Linked DNA regions of Mus musculus: all the other regions are linked to region 1. The links are chromatin loops, found by intact Hi-C in ENCODE. Cell type or tissue: heart. All regions are shown on one strand. Region 1 has its middle 13 kb from the start of Gm2788. Region 2 overlaps Nav2 (neuron navigator 2). Region 3 overlaps Nav2 (neuron navigator 2).

What was found. A loop is a pair of places that touch in the nucleus more often than their neighbours do. Peaks named below come from ENCODE experiments on the same cell type or tissue, not always from the same donor. Only the 100,000 strongest peaks of a DNase experiment are listed, where the experiment ranks them.
Region 2: it touches region 1 in a loop (2.4-fold over the local background); 3 of 42 quality-filtered maps call a loop at or near these places.
Region 3: a loop joins it to region 1, with 3 times the contacts of the local background. A loop is called at or near these places in 6 of 42 quality-filtered maps.

What each region holds. Positions count from the first base shown.
Region 1 is chr7:48,893,304-48,895,803 of GRCm38, forward strand. No RefSeq gene overlaps it. Among named protein-coding and RNA genes, the nearest start is that of Gm2788, 13 kb to the left of the region's middle. In heart, a CTCF peak has its summit at 1,038 (motif pointing right); a DNase peak (open chromatin) is centred at 2,366; H3K27ac peaks cover 2,165 bases.
Region 2 is chr7:49,424,777-49,427,276 of GRCm38, forward strand. The region is part of intron 6 of Nav2 (neuron navigator 2); the gene reads left to right. Among named protein-coding and RNA genes, the nearest start is that of Gm51447, 12 kb to the right of the region's middle. In heart, a CTCF peak has its summit at 1,496 (motif pointing left); no DNase peak of the experiment used is centred here.
Region 3 is chr7:49,271,513-49,274,012 of GRCm38, forward strand. All of the region lies in intron 1 of Nav2 (neuron navigator 2), which reads left to right. Among named protein-coding and RNA genes, the nearest start is that of Nav2, 27 kb to the left of the region's middle. In heart, a CTCF peak has its summit at 1,177 (motif pointing left); a DNase peak (open chromatin) is centred at 1,119; H3K4me3 peaks cover 374 bases.

The DNA.
Region 1 (2,500 bases):
GTGCACATATGGGGATCTCTCTCTGTAGCCTTTGCACGGGGTCAAGTCACACCCTAACATGATGTTTGCTTGGGGAAGTGGTGGCTATATCTTACTCAGAACCCCGCGCTTTATTTTACAAAGGATTTTCACGGTCATTTTCTTGTTAGGTCATCCCATGAAACTCCATGCCAGCCCTCCTCTGCCACATCATAGTGCCTTTATTCATATCACAGCCCCTGCTGGCAGGAGCTAAACGCAAAGCTGGAACCACACTTGTCAAGCAACGTCGATGGTGGACACGTTCAGATGGACACCGTCCGTCAGCTTGGCTGACAGTCCCGGTTCAGAACACCACTTTTCCTAACTTGAGGGCGGGGCATATGATGGGCCAGCTTACATCCCGGAGCACAGTGACCCTTTCAGAACTGACAACCAGCGCCGTCCATCACTTTCCCTCCGAGTGAGCCCAGGAGAGGCACCTACCTCTCCATGCTTCAGATATTGGGAAGGATCTGTGAAAGAAGCTGAAAGTGGGAGAAGGGCAGGAACCACCTGTCCAATTCCAGATGCCTGCTGGGAGCGTGGCTGGAGAGTTTGTACATTTGTCCCTGTTTCTTATGTTTAACATAGAGACTTCTTTGGGCAGCCTTGGGCTTGCCCCAGCCATTTGACTCTGGTACAGTCTCACACTGCTTTGTCATACCATGTCACAGCAGAAGGTCGAGATCAGTGGCAAGCACTCATTCCTCCAGGGAAACCTGTAAAACAGGAAGGGCAGGAATTATTCCCTTATTTTTCACAAGGAACAATAAGGAAAAAAGGAAAATAAGGCCTATCCATCTGTCCCTCCATCCGTCTGTCCACTCATCCATTCATCCATCTTGCTTTAACTCAGCTAAAATTTATTAGTGCACTCCCGTGTTCTAGGAACTGTGAAGTGAAAAGGGGAAAGGAGGTTTTGGAAAAGCTCCTGGGAGAGTATACAAATCCATACAGGAAAAGGGGCGACCATGGCTCCGGGTTTTTAGAAAGTTGGCATGTCATGGCAGGCTGTGGCCAGTAGGTGGCGCTCAGGTTTCCAGACGATCCAACCGTTTGTATAGTCCAAAGCTTTCATTTTCATATCCATTACTGTGTCTGAAATCAAATTCTAAGACATATTGAAAGACTATATTCAATTTTATTTTAATTCAACTTATTTGCTGTTAATTGTTCCATGCTTTTTAAAAAATGGACAAATTAAATCTGGTTGTGTTATGGCTTCCTGCTAAGTGAAAGGCATGGCCAAGGAAATTAGCCTCCTAAATACGTTAGCACCTCCAGTGAGTGGTATTACCAAATGCTGTGAGGAGCTAATGCTGTCTGGGAACGATCTGGAAGAATACACAAAAATGTCAGATATCAGCTCAGGGTGGAACTCCAGATGGTTTTATTTTTGATACTTGTCTGGTTTAGGGCAGAGAAAGAGCACTTTACTTTGCCTGTGTATTTGCTTGTGTGTCTATGTGCCCACATATGGACGTCTGGTGTCCACAGAGGGTAGAAAAGGGCATCAGATCCCCCAGAACTGGAGTTATACTGTTGTGAGCTGCTGTGTGAGAGCTGGGAATCGAGTTTGGGGGCGTCTGAAAGAGCAGCCAGTGCTTTTGAGCTCTGAGCCAGTGCTCCAGCCTTGCAAGTTAGTATCTTTATAAACAGAAGTGCTAAAATGACGAAATATGTGGGAAGTCATTTCTTGCTGGAATCCAGAGATACTCCCGTACCAAACAGTGTTCTGGACATGGGTCTAGTCATGATGGTGGGTTGGCTTGGGCCTAGCAGCACCAGAGCCCTTGACACGGGAATAGGGAGCAGCAGAGGACAGGTATACATACAGACTCACAAGTTTCTGTCCATCGCTCGCTAGTGGTCAGGGCTTGTCCACGTTCTCTGTCTATGTTTTGGGGCCTCACTCCTCAGCTGAGCTCTGCGGCAGATTTGTTGCTGTTTAGGTTTGGGTTTTTTTTGACGGGGTGGGGTATCTGTTCGTTTGTTTTGTTTGCAGTGACCCAGTTTTCTCATCTTAAAGTGGAGTTGCTAGAACTGGGGAAAAAGGGAAGAGAAGAAAAAGCTAAAGGCTCAGTTCCCTTTGGATTTCAGGGAAGCAATAGACTGCTTTCTCTGCACAGCTCAGAAGTCCAATTAGTCCCTTCCTTCCAGGTCCTGCTCCTCTGCATTTTCCTGGCAACCTCAGGAGCAGGTGTCATCCGCTTACATGACAGCAGAGCCATGTGAGAGTGTTTATGGGTGGAAATATGTGCAGGTGACAAGGAAGGTGTGGGAGACAAGGAGGACCAAGCCTGTGTATAGCTGAGCTGGGGACCTGCCAGTGGGAAGGAGCTTTGCCCATCTACCCAGGCACCCAGCTTGGCAGCTGAATGGAGAAGGAGATGCCCACCGCATCTGCTGGGGGACTGAATGGATTTGGTGTCTGGCATGGACCCTTTCCTGCACTGATCTCAGGCAAGCTTCTCCCTTT
Region 2 (2,500 bases), 530 kb after region 1:
TCTTAAAGAGTTTGGAGTCTCTTTCTGCCCAGGAGAGCAGACACCAGGGAGAACTATGAAAGCCTCACACTCCAGCTTTTGTCCTTAACACTAGGATTAAACAAAAGCCAACCATCAAGGGGAACAAAATTATGTCTGGTGTGTTTTCTCTGGCTGTCTTTGGGGGCCATTTTCTTATCTGCTGCAGAATTCGGGAAAGCCCTGGGGAGAGGGGGCAGGAAAGCCCTTGGGTGTGTGTAAGGCTATGAATGGTGGCGCTTGGGCTCACCCTTTCTCATGGAAACAAGACGGTTGTGTGGCCAGGTTTGCCTTTTCTGCAATATGGACGTGCTACCAAATCAGCACACCAGCTTACGGTTTCGCTGAACGCTGTCCTTGCTTTGGGGAGCAGGAAGAATGAGAAGGAGGAAAGGAAACTGAGTCGGATGAGAAGACAAAATGCGAATTTGGTTTAGTCTGTGTTGGGGTGTGAGATGAGTGCCTGTTGTGCGTGTGATCTGCAGGTCATCAGTCCAGTGCTTCTCCTGCCCCTGTTTGTCAGGCAGAGAGCATCCCATGTACATGAGTTCTATTTCATTTTAAGCTTCATTAGCAGGGGAATACACTTAGGCATCTGGGTGCTCTCTTAGTCAGGGTTACCGCAGTTTGATCTGCAAGGCTAGGTTCATTCCATTTTAATATTCTTTAAAAACATTTTTTTCCTCCTAACTTGTGTATTTGACAGTATTCATCTACATTTAAAGATAAATTTATTTTGGAGTAAATGAAATGAACTCCTCTGTGGACATGGAAGGCCTGTCTTCACGTTGCAAGAGGGGAGAGGGGCAACTGAGCTGTGAACCTCTAGTCCAGCCACAGCTGGTACTTGGTGATGGGCATCTCATGAAGGCACTTGAGCCCTTCTCTGCAGAAGACAGACTCTCTAGGGCTGAAACCAACCTATCAGATAAGATGTTCTTTAGAACACCAGCCTGGTGTGGGAGGGATACAGCCTCTAGATGCAGTACGTGAAGGGTCGCAGCAAGAATATCCGTTTTAAGGTATTGGCGAAGGTAGCCTCAATTGTTGGTAAGCCTGTCTGTGACTGTTGTGCCTGTGTGAGTGGCCATGCTGAAGGATGTTGTGCACCGGGATCCCGAGGAGCTCCTGCTGGGTTTCAGCAGTGCCTATGCCTGTTTCTGTAGCTTAGAGGCTCTTTGAGCTTTGCGGATGATAACGCAGGCTCAAGCATCAGCGTCCGTAGCCTGCCTAATTCTTTGTAAGGTGATGCAGGTCCCTCTGTGTCCTGAGCCTGTTGCCTTGACTGTGATGGGAGAATCATAGTATTTTCCAGAAATGACAACTGGGTTGCAAGGCCCTCAGCCTATAGAGACTCAGCTTGGGAAAAGCGAGGCTTTGAGAGAGAGAGAAGAAAGAAAACAAAACAAAACAAAATTCACACAACCATCTTGCTTCAGTAGCCCACGACAGTGAGCCTCTGCTGCCCTCTGCTGTCTAAGTCTTGTGCTACATCTCATCTCTGTCTAGCATTCTTTTTTCTTAATTTAACTTTAAAAAAAATTTTTTTTTTGTCTTATAAATATGGGTATTTTTGCCTATGTGTATATCTGTGTGCAGATTGCGTCCCTCGATGCTGGCACAGGCCAGAACAGGGTATCAGAGCCCTTGGAACTAAATTACAGATGGTTGTGAAATGCCTTGTGGTGCTGAGAATCAAAACTGGGTCCTCTGGAAGAGCATTCAATGCTCTTAACCATTGAACTAAGGTACCCTGTTAGAAGTGTAAAGATGCTTCGATTGTCTAGATGTTCCCGTCCAGGCATAGGTTCCCTGCTTTCTTTCCTCCACTTGGGAGGGTGACTGTAGACCCAAGAACGGCTAAGTATGTTCAGTAAGGTCCTGGTGGCCTGGAGGAAAAATTCTGTCTGTAGTAACAAGGAACTGACTGAGGGCCTGAGCTAAGCCCCTCCTCCTCTCAGCTGTCACTCACCCCCCTCCCCCAGGTGAGTAGCTAGGTGAGCTGCTGAACTAAGCCCCTCCTCCTCTTAGCTGTCACTCACTCCCCCTGAGGTGGGCATTGAGCCGTGGGATTCAAGGAGAAGGATGAATCCTAAGGAAAGAGATCTTTGCTAGCAGGAGTGGATTTTTTACTAACTGGAAAGGTTTGCTAGATTTTATTTGTTTTTCGCGGGTGACTAATTTCAAATGAGACAAAGCAGTATGGTTAACAGCCCCACTCTTGATCATACACCCTTCATGTTCCGGGACATGTCTAAGGTCATTTGTGCAAAGTCTCTTCTGTATTAAGCATCAGAATAGTCACTGATAGTCTAGAGTGTAGAGAGAGGTGCCAGGCCTTGCCCTAGTGGGACTTACAGTCTGGTGAGAGAGACAAGTAAAAAATCAACCAATAGAGTCGGTACTTACTCCTCTGCAGAAACTTAGATGCCACACATAGATGTATGCTTCTGGGCTGGGGGGCCTCAAAGGTGAGACCCAC
Region 3 (2,500 bases), 380 kb after region 1:
GATAAGGGTGATGGCTAAGAGCCCTCTTCATTTATTTACACCCAAATGGTGAGAGAACATTGAAAAAAAAGAGTTAGGTGCTCAAGTTCACATAGCTAGGAAAGAACACTAAGGAGACTCACGCCTCCCACCACCACCACCATTGCTGCTTTGGAAGCCATGATGAGCCCCCTGCGCTGCTCAAATGCAGAAGGTGGGTCTTCCTCCATCAGTAACCTTGGCAACCTCCTTTCAGCCCCAGTTGCCTTATCTATACTATAGGATGTTGATAGCATATAACCTTATTGCAAGAATTGACATAGGATCTGGCTACTGCACAGTAAAGGGCCACTTTAGGGACAGAAGTCGTTTCACCATGGTTATTTCCCAGTTTTGGGACAACCAGGATGTGACTGAGGCTGTCCACAAGGACTTCTAGGAGCCCCACAGCCCTGTGTGACCTGGCAATCACATGATTGCCAGGCAATCTCATGGCTCCTGACTCTGCCTGGTGCATTCCAGGGATGCTACTAATACAGATGGCCCCCTCTTCCTTATCCTGGCCATCTTAGCCCTGCCCATCTCTAGGTAGCAGGAACAGATACTTTTGATACCGCTGTCCCAGACAGGAGAGCATTCTAGAAGCTAGCTGATCCTGCCTGAGCAATCCACACCTAGACTAGAAGCTGCAGTTTGGCTGGGCGGTGGTGGCAGAGGCAGGCGGATTTCTAAGTTTGAGGCCAGCCTGGTTTACAAAGTGAGTAACAGGACAGCCAGGGCTACACAGAGAAACCCTGTCTCGAAAAAAACCAAAAAAAAAAAAAGAAGAAGAAGAAGAAGAAGAAGAAGAAGAAGAAGAAGAAGAAGAAGAAGAAGAAGAAGAAGAAGAAGAAGAAGAAGAAGAAGAAGAAGAAGAAGAAGCAGCAGCAGCTGCAGTTTGAGTGGTACCTGGAGGGACTTCCTTGCACTCAGAAGACTGAGATGGGACAAGGGAAATGGAGGCTATCCTGGGCTACACAACAAGTTCCAGGACAGCCTGAGCTATAGTGAGGCCCCGTCTCTAAATAGAGAGAAGAGATGCAGCAGCAAGCAGCTCCAAAATGCAGAACCGGATAAGAAGGCAGACAGGCAGACAGGCTTGCCCTCCAGTTGCCTTGGCAGCTGTCCTAGAATGCTGTGGCTGCTATCGCCACCTGGTGGGCTCTTCCAGAAACACATGCACGGAGCCTTCTTTCATTAAAGCCAGTAAAGCTTGGATTTCGGAATGCTGGGAATTGAAAATCCAATTAGACTGTCTCATAGTTAAAGGGCAACACTGGGATCAGAGGGCTGAAGTTGTAGTCAGAGGTAGGGTGCTTGCTTAGTGTGTGTGGGGCCATCGGGTGCATCCTCAGTACCAAGTCCAGAGAATGAAGGGGTCAGGGGATGAGACCAAAGGGGAAAACAAGGTGCAGCAGGAAACATGCCTTGAGCAGAGTCACGTGACTTTTCTTCACCATCTCCGCCCAATTTTCAATATTAAATAAGTAACTGGGCCTCTGTATAAAGCCACTCTCCACGTGAGGCACCTGTGAAGGGCTTTGCAAGCTGCCAATGATAGCTCTGCTGTTGGGAGATGATGCCCGTCAGAGCTGCTGAAGTCAATGAGGTCAGTGCTTCCGGCAGTGAGAGTCAGGCTCTGTTCTGGAGGTCCCCACCACCCGAGCCCAGCAGGGAGGCTCGCACAGGAGTGGCAGTGGCTCCTCCCTCTGCTGCCCAGCATGCCTTTAGGAAAGCCAGGCACACGAGGCTTCACTCTGACTCTCTCCTCAGTCCCTCTAGCTTGCTCATTAAGGACCACCGCAGGTAGAGACTGTGCTGTGCCTGCATCCATCATTTCTAGGAATTGTGTCAGGATTTCTTTGAAGGACCAAATTCTGGGTCTGAACAAGAGGTGAGAATGCCCCCGCCGCCCCCCAACTCCTGCCCAGGAATGCCATGGTATTGGAAGCTAGACCTGCAGTGTTGGCCTTGCTGGTGGACAGAAGACCAGCATGTAGCAGTGGGCATATTTCCCAGTAGCTTCTTGCCATTCTCCTGCAGCAGCTGTTCAGACAGGTGCAGCCCCAGGAGCCTAGAGGGTCAGCCTGCCCCACCAGTCACAGCAGACTTCAGGCAAGCCAGGTCGCCTCATCCTCAGGGCCTGATGCTGAGCTTAGATCACAGGTACTGGGAATGTCTCCTGCCCAGCCACTGGCTGCAGGTGACATTGGTTTTCACTGTGTGTCTGCTGGACTGCACCCTGGAAGCCTGTCTGGAGGTATTCACAGAGATCAGCCCACTGCTTGTGAGGTTAGCCATGGAAGGGGAATTGGTAAATGGCATTACAGATGACATGAGTGAGTCATACAGAGGGTCAGACACTCAATGTGTGTGCATTGGGTTTTAATCCCAGACATCTGCTTCCAGGGCCTGCCTTTGTGCAGTCTTAATAGTGAAGGAGTTTCCAGGAAGAGACCTGAAAGGGGAAGACCTGGTGAAG